Regions from separate parts of the Homo sapiens genome. Here region 2 is linked to region 1. A link is an interaction called in ENCODE POLR2A ChIA-PET data of the cell type or tissue named here. Cell type or tissue: Panc1. All regions are shown on one strand. Links, peaks and the distances in the headings refer to the core of each region. The heading gives the core; the rest is flanking DNA. Region 1 overlaps SOBP (sine oculis binding protein homolog). Region 2 overlaps SOBP (sine oculis binding protein homolog).

Region 1 (5,387 bases), core at 150-5,149:
CCTGTGCCAAGCACCAGAGTCATATTTTTGCCACCCACGGCATGGCTTCCTCACATCAGGAAGCCAATTCCAGAGAGAAAATAGGTTGTGCCTGAACATCTAGGGTTGAGAGGTTAAAGGGTTGCAGGAAAGCAGTTAGTAACCACACTCTCCATCATTTTTGCTGTTGGGGGAGAAATCAGTATTATAGCTCTTACATTTTGCAATGGCATTTGTACTAATATGAAGCTTTCTCCCTCCCTCTCTCTGCTAATGGGCTGGTCATAAAGAATGAATCAAGTGTGGAGAAGACTGCTTTCCCAGACCTCATCTAAATCCTAAAATCTGCCGTTGACCCACAGGTCAAAGCTACTTGCCACATGAAGCTGCTTTTTTCTCTGTATTCTTTCTCTTTTACCTAGAATGCCTCTGTTCATATAACATAGAGAAGTAACACACTTAATCTTAACACAGTAAACATCTGGCTTTTTTGTCACAGGCAGAATTTTTGGAAGGCCGCAGTCTTGAGAGTCAGGGTGGTAGAAATCAGAAAAGGACAAGGACCCTGTCCTTTCCACTGACCCCTTGAATGAGTCTCTAAATTCATCTAGGATTTAGCATCTCCCACTTTAACAGGGACACAGTGACACCTGCTCCTGTAGTCACAGTGGGGAGAGGGGAGCAGAGCTGTGGGCCAGGGGCCTGCTGAGTTCCATGAACTGACATCAGCTAGTTCGTGTGTTGGATGAGACTTGATGAAAATGTGTGGTTTTTTTTTTTTCTTATGAAAAACTTTTCAGAGTTCTTGTTTGCAAATGCAGGGTGTTAGGCCATGTATGTCTCTAAGGCACTATACAGCTCTGACATTGTGACCCTGCCACCCTACTGTCAGGGCAAAGAAGGGGGGAGATGGAACATAGGCTAGGGGTCAGCTCTCCCAGCGGGAGGGGGAAACTTGACTTTGGGGTTCTAGAAGCTGGACTTCCATCCACCTTTTCCTATTTCTGGCAACCCTTCCTGGCAAAGTTATTCATCTGTAAAATGGAGATAGTAATAAATATTTCAGTAGCATTGCTGTTTGCTTCCAAGTGAAATAAGTATATAAAAATGCCTGGTGCTGTATTTGATGTAAATTAGGTGTGCAATAAAATTTGACTCCTAGTCTGGGCACAGCGGCTCATGCCTGTAATCTCAGGACTTTGGAAGGCTGAGGTGGGAGGATCATGAGCCCAGGAGTTTGAGACCCCATCTCTACAAAAAATTTAAAAATTAACTGGGCATGCCTGTAGACCCAGCTACTCAGGAGGCTGAGGCCCAGGAGTTTGAGGCTGCAGTGAGCTATGATCATGCAGCTGTCCTCCAGCCTGGGTGACAGAGCAAGACCTTGCCCCGCCCCCACTACCAAAAAAAAAAAAAAAAAAAAAAAAAAACCATCAGGAGCCATGGCTCATGCCTGTAATCCCAGCACTTTGCAAGGCCTAGAGGCCAAGACAGGAGGATCACTTGAGCCCAAGAATTTGAGACCAGTCTGGGCAACACAGGGAGACCCCATTTCTACAAAAAATCAGAAAAAAATTAGCCAGGCTTGGTGGTACATGCCTGTGGTCCCAGCTACTTGGGAGGCTGAGATCACTTGAGCCCAAGAGGTTGAGGCTGCAGTGAGCCATGATGGTGCCACTGCACTCCAACCTGGGTGACAGAGCAAGACCCTGTCTCAAAAAAAAAAAGAAAACTCCTTTCATTGAAGACATAAACCACAATGGGAAGTACTTAGTTCTGAAAGCCAGGGCATAGGACCTAGGCTCTTGTTCAAAATTTCCTGCAGAACAGCTCTATCATGTAATTCTTCTTTATTCTATTTTTCTTTTTTGGGAGTGAACAGAGCCATCTGCTATAGTGTGTTTGTTAAAAAAAAAAAAAAGAAGAAGAAAGAAAAAAGAAAACTACACTGTTAGTCATGAATCCCTCCATGGTTTTGGAAGAGGGCCTACCAGAGACCTGGTCATTTGGTTTGCTTAAACTTCCAGGTTCTGGAAAGAACTTAGTAAAGAGGATCCATTGTCCAAGGTGAAGATAAGGACTTACTTAAGTGAGTGCACAAGAAGGGGCTCCGTAGTTCTGGGTTCTTCGCCCCTCAGAAACTTTTAGAGGTCAGCAAGAAATAGCAATGACCACTTATAAGAAAAAACAGACTGCTCTCCCCTAACCCATAGAACCAGCAAAGGAAAACAACATTTTCATTTGTAAAATGAAGACTTAAAGATAGAGTTATCCCAGTAGGGAGTCTTACATGGTTGTAATTTTTACTGATTAACAAGTAAAATAAGGGATATAGCTAAAAGAAAAAGTTATTTAAAAATTAAAGAAAACAAGGCCTTATAATTGGTTAATTTTTATTGTTATTTTTATTTTATTTTTAGTACTCAGGAACCTTAGCTTCTCAGAGCCATAGGGTGAGTAGCATCACAGTGATGAAGCTGCGATTCAGACCAGAGCCTAACACTGAGCTAAGATGAAACTCACCCTTGGCTCCCATACCCTCTCCTTACCATGAGCTATAGACTCGAAAGGAGAAGGAATGTTTTTCAGTTGCAGGCATATCTCACTTTATCATGCTTCGCTTTATTACGCTTCACGAATATTGCCTTTGTACAAATGGAAGGTTTGTGGCAACCCTGTCAAGTCTATCAATGCCATTTTTCCAACAGCATGTGCTCACTTTATGTCTCTGTGTCACATTTTGGTAATTCTCACAATGTTTCAAACATTTTCATTATCATATCTGTTATGGTGATTTGTGATCAGTGATCTTGGATGTTACTATTGTCATTGTTTTGGGACACCATGAACTGCACCCATGTAAGAGGTAAACTTAGTCAATAAACGTTGGGTATGTTCTGACTGCTCCACCAACTGGCTGTTCCCCCATCTTTCTCCTTCTCCTTGGGCCTCCCTATTTCCTGAGATACAAGATTGAAAGTAGGCCAGTTAATAATTCTATGATGGCCTCTAAATGTTTAAGTGAAAGGAGGGCCTCTAAATGTTTAAGTGAAAGGAGGAGACCCATGTCTCTCATTTTGAATCAAAAGCTAGAAGTGATTAAACTTAGTGAGGAAGGCATATTGAAAGCCAAGACAGGCCAAAAGCAAGGCTACTTGTGCCAATCAAGTTGTGAATGCAAGGAAAAAGTCCTTGAAGGAAACTAAAATTGCTACTCCATGGCTAGGCACAATGGCTCAAACCTGTAATAATCCCAGCACTTTGGGAGGCTGAGGCTGGCGGATCGCTTGAGCCCAGGAGTTCAAGATTAGCCTGGGAAACATGGCAAAACCCTGTCTCTACAAAAAATATGAAAAATTAGCTGGGTGTGATGGTGCACACCTGTAGTCCCAATTACTCAGGAGGCTGAGGTGGGAGGATCACCTGAGCCTGGGAATTTGAGGCTGCAGTGAGCTGTGATCATGCCACTGCACTCCAGCCTGAGTGACTGAGATATTGTCTCTAAATAACAAATAAATAAAAATGCTACTCCAGTGAAGACACAAATGATAAGAAAGCAAAACAGCCTTATTGCTGATATAGAGAAAATTTGAGTGGTCTGGGTGGAAGATCAAACCGACCACAATATTTCCTTAATCCAAAACTTAATCCAGAGCAAGGCCCTAACTCTCTTCATCACTGAAGACTGAGAGAGGGGAGGAAGCTGCAGAAAAAGATTTTGAAGCTAGCAGAGGTTGGTTCATGAGCTTTAAAGAAAGAAGCTGTCTCCATAACATCAAAGTGCAAGGTGAAGCAGCAAGTGCTGATGTAGAAGCTGCAGCAAACTACCCAGAAGATCTAGCTAAGATCATTGATGAAGGTGACTACACTAGACAATAGATTTTCAATATAGATAAAACAGCTTTATATTGAAAGAAGATGCCAACTAGGACTTTCATAGATAGAGAGGAGTCAATGCCTGACTTCAAAGCTTCAAAGGACAGGCTGACTCTCTTGGTAGGGGCTAATGCTGCCGGTGACCTTAAGTGGAAGCCAGTGTTCACTTACTGTTCTGAAAATCCTAGGGCCTTTAAGAATTATGCTAAATCTACTCTGCTTGAGCTCTGTCAGTGGAACAACGAAGCTTGGGTGACAGCACATCTCTTGATACCATGGTTTACTGAATATTTTAAACCCACTGTTGAGACCCACTGCTCAGGAAAAAATAATTCTTTTAAAACATTACTGCTTATTGACAATGCATTTGGTCATCCAAGAGCTCTGATGGAGCGGTACAAAGAAATTAATTGTTTTCATGCCTGCTAACACAACATTCATTCTGCAGCCCATGGATCAAGGAGGAATTTTGACTTCCAAGTCTTATCATTTAAGAGATACACTTCATAAGGCTCTAGCTGCCATTGATAGTGATGCCTCTAACAGATTTGGGCAAAGTACATTGAAAATCTTCTGGAAAGGATTCACTATTCTAGATGCCATTAAGAACATTTGTGATTCATAGGAGGAGGTCAAAATATCAACATTAACAGGAGTTTGGAAGGAGTTTATTCCAACACTCGTGGATGACTTTGAAGGGTTCAAGAGTTCAGTGGAGGAAGTAGCTGCAGATATGATAGAAATAGCAAGAGAATTACAAGGGGAACCTAAATATGTGGCTGAATTGCTGCAATCTCACGATCAAACTTGAACAGATGAGGAGTTGCTTCTTAAGAATGAACAAAGAAATTGGTTTCTAGAGATAGAATCTGCTCCTGGTAAAGATGCTGTGAACAATGATGAAATTACAACAAAGGATTTAGACTATTCCATAAACTTAGTTGATAAAACAGCAGCAGGGATTGACTCAGTTTTGAAAGTGTTCTATTGTGGGTAAAATGTTATCAAATAGCATGGCATGACACAGAGAAATCCTTTGTGAAAGGAAGAATCAACCAATGTGGCAAACTTTATTGTTGTCTTATTTTAAGAAATTGCCACAGCCACCCCAGCCTTTGGCAACCACCACCCTGATTAGTCAGCAGCCGTCAGTATCAAGGCAAGACTCTCCACCAGCAAAAAGGTTATGGTTTGCTGAAGGCTCAGATGATTGTTAGCATTTTTTTTTTTTTACAAATAAAGTATTTTAAATTAAGAAATGTAAATTGTTTTTTAGACATAATGCTACTGCACATTTAATAGACTACAGTATAGTATAAACATAACTTTTATATGCACTGGGAAACCCTCCAAAAAAATGCATGTGACTTGCTTTATTGCAATGCTCACTTTATTGCAGTGGTCTAGAACCAAACCTCCAGTATCTCCCACGTATCTTCATCAGTTAATGAGCTATAAGAAAAGAGATGTCATCCTCTTCAAAAATGAGAACAATTTCTATCCTGCAAAAGCCATTTAAAAACTCTTCATGA
Region 2 (5,387 bases), core at 84-5,083, 140 kb before region 1:
TGGTTTGTGACAGCACAGGCATTACTATGGTAACAGACGTGTTATAAATACAGGATAATAGCTTTGCTTTTGCTTTCCCCCTCCCCCGCCCCCATGCAGTGAAGGGAATCACCATGATCCTTAAATAATAATCACAGACTTTTTTGCAGACTCTAGGAAATGAACAGAATAAGGCTTTGCCATATAGGCAAGCCATGAAGAAAACTTATAAGAATATTAGAAAATAATAAAAGTATTGACCAACACTTTCTTTTTGTGCAAACATGTCTTTATTCTTTCAGTTTGAACAAATGTAAAAACCTCCTTCTTTGCTAATTTAAAAAATCACATCATGAACATAATCTGAAGTGGCAAAAAATATGTCAGCAAGAATTTTGAAAGATAGGTTAATTAAACGGTAACTTTGCTGTAATTCATCTCATGTTAGAGATTTTAGCATGGGTTCAACCCTTTGAGACTTCATTCGAAGATGATCATGCCTTTAAAGGGCTTGGGCATGGATTGTAAGAACTGTGCTGTAGTGAGTCTTCATTAAGATATTTGGCCTTCTCTGGTTTTAATTGAGCTTTAAATTTGGTTCCCTCCAAGTTTGATGATTGAGGTAAAGCACTCAGAAGGGATTTTGAATACATATCTTTGACAAAGGCCTTATAATGGTCTTCACTGCTTTACAAGTGTAATAGCCCTTGGCTGCATTGACTGGCCATCAATTTTCTGCAGAGGTAGGGCAGGTTTGGGTCTCCCCACCTTGTCAACTTCTGGTCAAAGTAGCCAGGGTAGACCCTGGCCCAGTTGAGACTCAGACCAGGACTTTTTCCCCTCTAGTTTTGGGTTTGCTCCATGACAACATTTTGCTCCCAAAATTTTTTTTTTAAATTAATAAAACTATTAGTGTGATTGTTTTTGTTCACAAGGAGAAGTGAAATGAAGCAACTTTTTCTAGTGAGAGCTTTCCTGCTGCAGAAAACCGTGTGTACCTAGAAAACCACATTTTAGATCTGAGTCTTTTGACAGGTTTTCCCAGAGGCTTACAACTTGCCTATTCCAAGTCCAGAATCCCTGTAAATCTCTGAATACTTTAAAATGAAATGAAATGTGAAAAAAAGAGGGAATATACTTCTCTTTATGCATTTATGTGGCAGTCTTGAATAAAGTGTCTTTTACCTCAAATGATAAGTGCCCTTATTCTCATTTCTTACCATGTTTGCACATGTGAAGTAAAAGGAAGAGCCTGTCCATACGGCACAGACAGGTTTGTGTGGAGCAACATAAGATCGATCCCCTAAAACCAGCTTGATTTCCTGTGTGCAGAAATGTCTTATCTTTCTTTGAAAACAATGACCATTTCCTGTCCTCCAGGATGGTTTGCTTTTCAGTTAGTTTTCCAAATTTGAGTTCCATTATAGTCAGGGAAATATGATATATATTTTCAGGCAAATCTTGAAATTCCTAAGGGGTTATAAGAACTGGACTCTAAGGAACCATTAGCTTAACGGAGAATATGGAAACAGTCACGTGATCTGCTAACCTCTATGTATATAGCTGAGTAACCCACAGTTAATAAGCATGTTACTTTTTGGCTCTTATAATTCTGACATGGAGTTGTACTTGCAGGGAAATGGGAATGAGAATGTGGTTTGCATTATGGTCATTATTTATTTTATCTGTTATTCAATATTCTTGGGGCTTGCATATGATGATGTGTTCCAAATAGCCATTGAGAAAACAGGATTTAATCAAAATTGCTTTGGACTTTATTTATTTGTCCAACTTTTAAAATATGATTATTAAATAAAATTACCTAGAGTTAATGGGATTTGGATGACTTACTATTTATGTACCAGATGCAATTCTCAAAAAAAAAAAAAAAAGAAAGAAAAAGAGGTTCACTGAACCCTCAGTTTTCCCAATCACTTAGGATAAGGACAGGAGGAATTAACGATGAATGGCAGAAATGTGAGTACTTAATAATGTAATGATATAATCTCATCATAGCTAATAGTTTTTGAGCATGTATTATGCTAGTAGATTTATATCATTTAATTTTCACAACTCTTTGTGGATGCTATTATTAACCTTGTTTTACAGATGAGAAAACTGAGGCCCAGAAAAGTTGAGCAACTTGCCTGAGGTTACACAGATACTGAGTGGCAGAGCTGATATTTGAACCTATACATTATGTCTCCTTAGCCTATATCCTTAACCACTGGATTATCCAAAACACTATGGCAGTATTTCAGTCAGTTAAGTATTTACTGAATGTTCCTTACATTGTGCTAGACAATACAGATGTATGTCATCATCCTTGACTACCAAGAACTTAATAGTACTGTTGGCATATGATCAAAACATCATTCTAGTTTTACCTTGGAATGTATGATATAATTTTAGTTGCATATGGAAGGTGCATGGTAGGACTACAAGGGCAATTAAAGTGGAGTAGCAAAAAGTCTATAGGCAGATAATCAAGAACTGTTATATTTATACAGTTGAGGGGAAATGGCACCTGAAACTTAATATAGGCTAGAAGATAGCAATTGAAAACTCAAATTCAAAGTGATAAAAAAAGATCCAAAATGAAACCTGAAAATGTTAGATACTATGATATGGGTCCTGCTTTATTGTTCTCTTTACAATTAAGGGTTCTTAAAAATGTGTAAGGCACATTTTAGTGTGTTCTATCATTTTTAATGCCAGATGAAATGTATAATTTGAATGGTAGCATGAGGTGGTGAAGACTGCCAGAGCAAGAACCAGGAGACCTGGGTTGCTAATGCCAGCTCTGCCATTTATTGGCCATGTAATCTTGAATAAGGTAGTTTCTCTAAGCCTTAGTTTCCTTGTCTGCAAAATGATGTGGTTAGCTTACATGATCTGTTATTTCCCTATATTTATAAAATCCTTATTTTGTGACTTGTATGGTTAGTTGCTCTCCTGATTTTATGATTTGAGAGGGTATGTTTTAATGTGCTTTAACAGGTACTTGTTAATTGAACAGATATAAAGCAAACTGCATATATGTATAGTTATAACAGCCAGAAGTCTGATGAAAGATTTATACTGCTTGGGACAAGTTTTAATGATTGTTAATTTTTACTTTGAACAAATAGTGAATGAAATAATAGATTTGACATTTTTTAAGATAACAAGTGCTAGGAAATATGAAATGTGAGTAAATAAAAAGGTTCATATGTTATTAGAACTAATCATTTTGATGTTATGCATAGTGATTACTAGAATAATTCCCAGAGTTTCTTTGACAGAGACGTCACATTAGTTTAACTTACCAAAACAGACAGAAGAAATAGAAAACTTGAGTAGTCCTATTAAGGAAATAAAATAATTGAATCTTTTCTACAAAGAATATTCCAGACCTAGATGGCTTCAATGGTAAATTCTGTGAAACATTTAAGAAAAACAAAAAACAAACAAAGAAAAGAAGTTGGAGAAGCTTTTTCAGAGAATAGAGAAGAAATAAATACGTAGACTTATTTTATGATCTCAGCATAACATTGATCACATTACATGCCAAGGGCATTATAAGTAAGGGAAACAATAATTTAGTGTAATTTTATTACATTAAAATTGAAAACTTCTGTCTGGGTGTGGTGGCTCACACCTGTAATCCTAGCACTTTGGGAGGCCGAGGTGGAGGGATCACTTGAGCTCAGGAGTTTGAGACCGGCCTGGGCAACATGGCAAAACCCTGTCTCTACTAAAAATACTAAAATAAGCTGGGCATGGTGGCACATGCCTGTAGTCCCAGATACTTGGGAGGCTGAGGCACAAGAATTGCTTGAACCTGGGAGGTGGAGGTTGTAGTGAGCCAAGATTACACCAGTGCACTCCAGCCTGTGTGACAGCGAGACTCTGTCTCAAAAAACAAAAAAAGAAGGAAAACTTCTGTTCATCATGAACATTCATGCAAAAATACTGAGCAAAATTATAGCAAACCAAAGCCAATGATATATGCAAAATGGTAATACATCATGACTAATTTAGATTTTTTTCTAGGAATGCAAGGTTGGTTTAAATTTTAAAAATCAGTCAATATGATTAACAAAATAAAGTAAAACCTCTGTTAAAGTAAAACCATTAACAGAATAAAGTAATAGCTGCAGCAACAATTTTGATAAAATTTAGCACTATAAATGATTAAAAAAAACTTTTGGCAAAGGAGGAATAGAATAGAACTTCCTTAATCTGTCCAAAGGTTATCAACAGAACACTCCACAGCCAATATTACGTAATAGTGAAGTATTGAAAACTTTCCTCTTGATATCAAGAATGAGATTAAGATGATCATTATGGGCCAGGCACAATGGCTCATGCTTGTAATAGTAGTACTTTGGGAGTCCAAGGCAGGCAGATCACTTGACGACAGGAGTTCGAGACCAGCCCAGCCTTCACGGCAAAACCTAGTCTGTACTAAAAATACAAAAATTAGTAGGGTGTGGTGATGCGCTCCTATAATCCCAACTACTCGGGAGGTTGAGGTGGGAGAATTGTTGGAACCCAGGAGGCAGAAGTTGCAGTGAATGGAGGTTGTGATGAGCTGGGATTGCACCATTGTACTCCAGCCTGAGCAGCAGAGCAAGACTCTGTCTCAAAAAAAAAAAAAGAAAAGAAAAGAAAGATCAGTATCACCCACTTCTGTACCGGAAATTAACAGACAATTATTTAATAAGGAAATAAAAAGGAGTAAGAAACTCAAGATTTGTAAGACAGAAATGCTATTTTATATAGACCTCCCTACAGTCAATCTACAGGTTAACTATTATAATTTACGACTCAATTTATCAAAGTCTCTAAACACAGTCAATATCTGCAAATCAATGATATCTCTGTATTCCAGCCATAAAAATTTCAAAAGTGAATCTTAAAAATATAATTTAAAGTAGTATCAGACCCATCAAATACCCAGGAAAATAATCTCACAAAATATGTGTAAGATGGTTACACAGAGAATCATAAACATTGCTGAGAGAAATTAAAGAAGACCTAAATCAATAGAGGGACATACCATGTTTATAGATTAGAGACTAAATATTGTAAAGAGGAAGATTCCTCCTAAATTGATCTATATATTTAAATCTAATTCTGATAAAAATCCTGCATAAAATTTTGTGGAAATTAAAAAGTTGTTTTTTAAAATGTATATGGAGATGCAAAGGAGCAAGAATAGTTCAAACAATCTTGAAGAAAAAAATAAAATTGGGAGACTTATACTCTCAGATATCAAGATTTATTGTAAGGACAGAATAATTATGATAGTAGGCAAGGATGCAAGGATGTAGGTATAAACAATTATAACAGAGTCCAGAAACAAATCTAAATTGATACTTGACTCATGATAAATATATTAGTCAGCTCAGGCTGACATAAAA

What was found. Peaks named below come from ENCODE experiments on the same cell type or tissue, not always from the same donor. Only the 100,000 strongest peaks of a DNase experiment are listed, where the experiment ranks them.
Region 2: POLR2A ChIA-PET joins it to region 1 with 8 read pairs; 3 of 35 experiments call an interaction of 5 or more read pairs at or near these places.

The regions. Positions count from the first base shown.
Region 1 is chr6:107,647,782-107,653,168 of GRCh38, forward strand. All of the region lies in intron 6 of SOBP (sine oculis binding protein homolog), which reads left to right. Among named protein-coding and RNA genes, the nearest start is that of SOBP, 160 kb to the left of the region's middle. In Panc1, for the core only: no CTCF peak of the experiment used is centred there; no DNase peak of the experiment used is centred there; H3K27ac peaks cover 1,905 bases.
Region 2 is chr6:107,511,870-107,517,256 of GRCh38, forward strand. All of the region lies in intron 3 of SOBP (sine oculis binding protein homolog), which reads left to right. Among named protein-coding and RNA genes, the nearest start is that of SOBP, 24 kb to the left of the region's middle. In Panc1, for the core only: no CTCF peak of the experiment used is centred there; no DNase peak of the experiment used is centred there.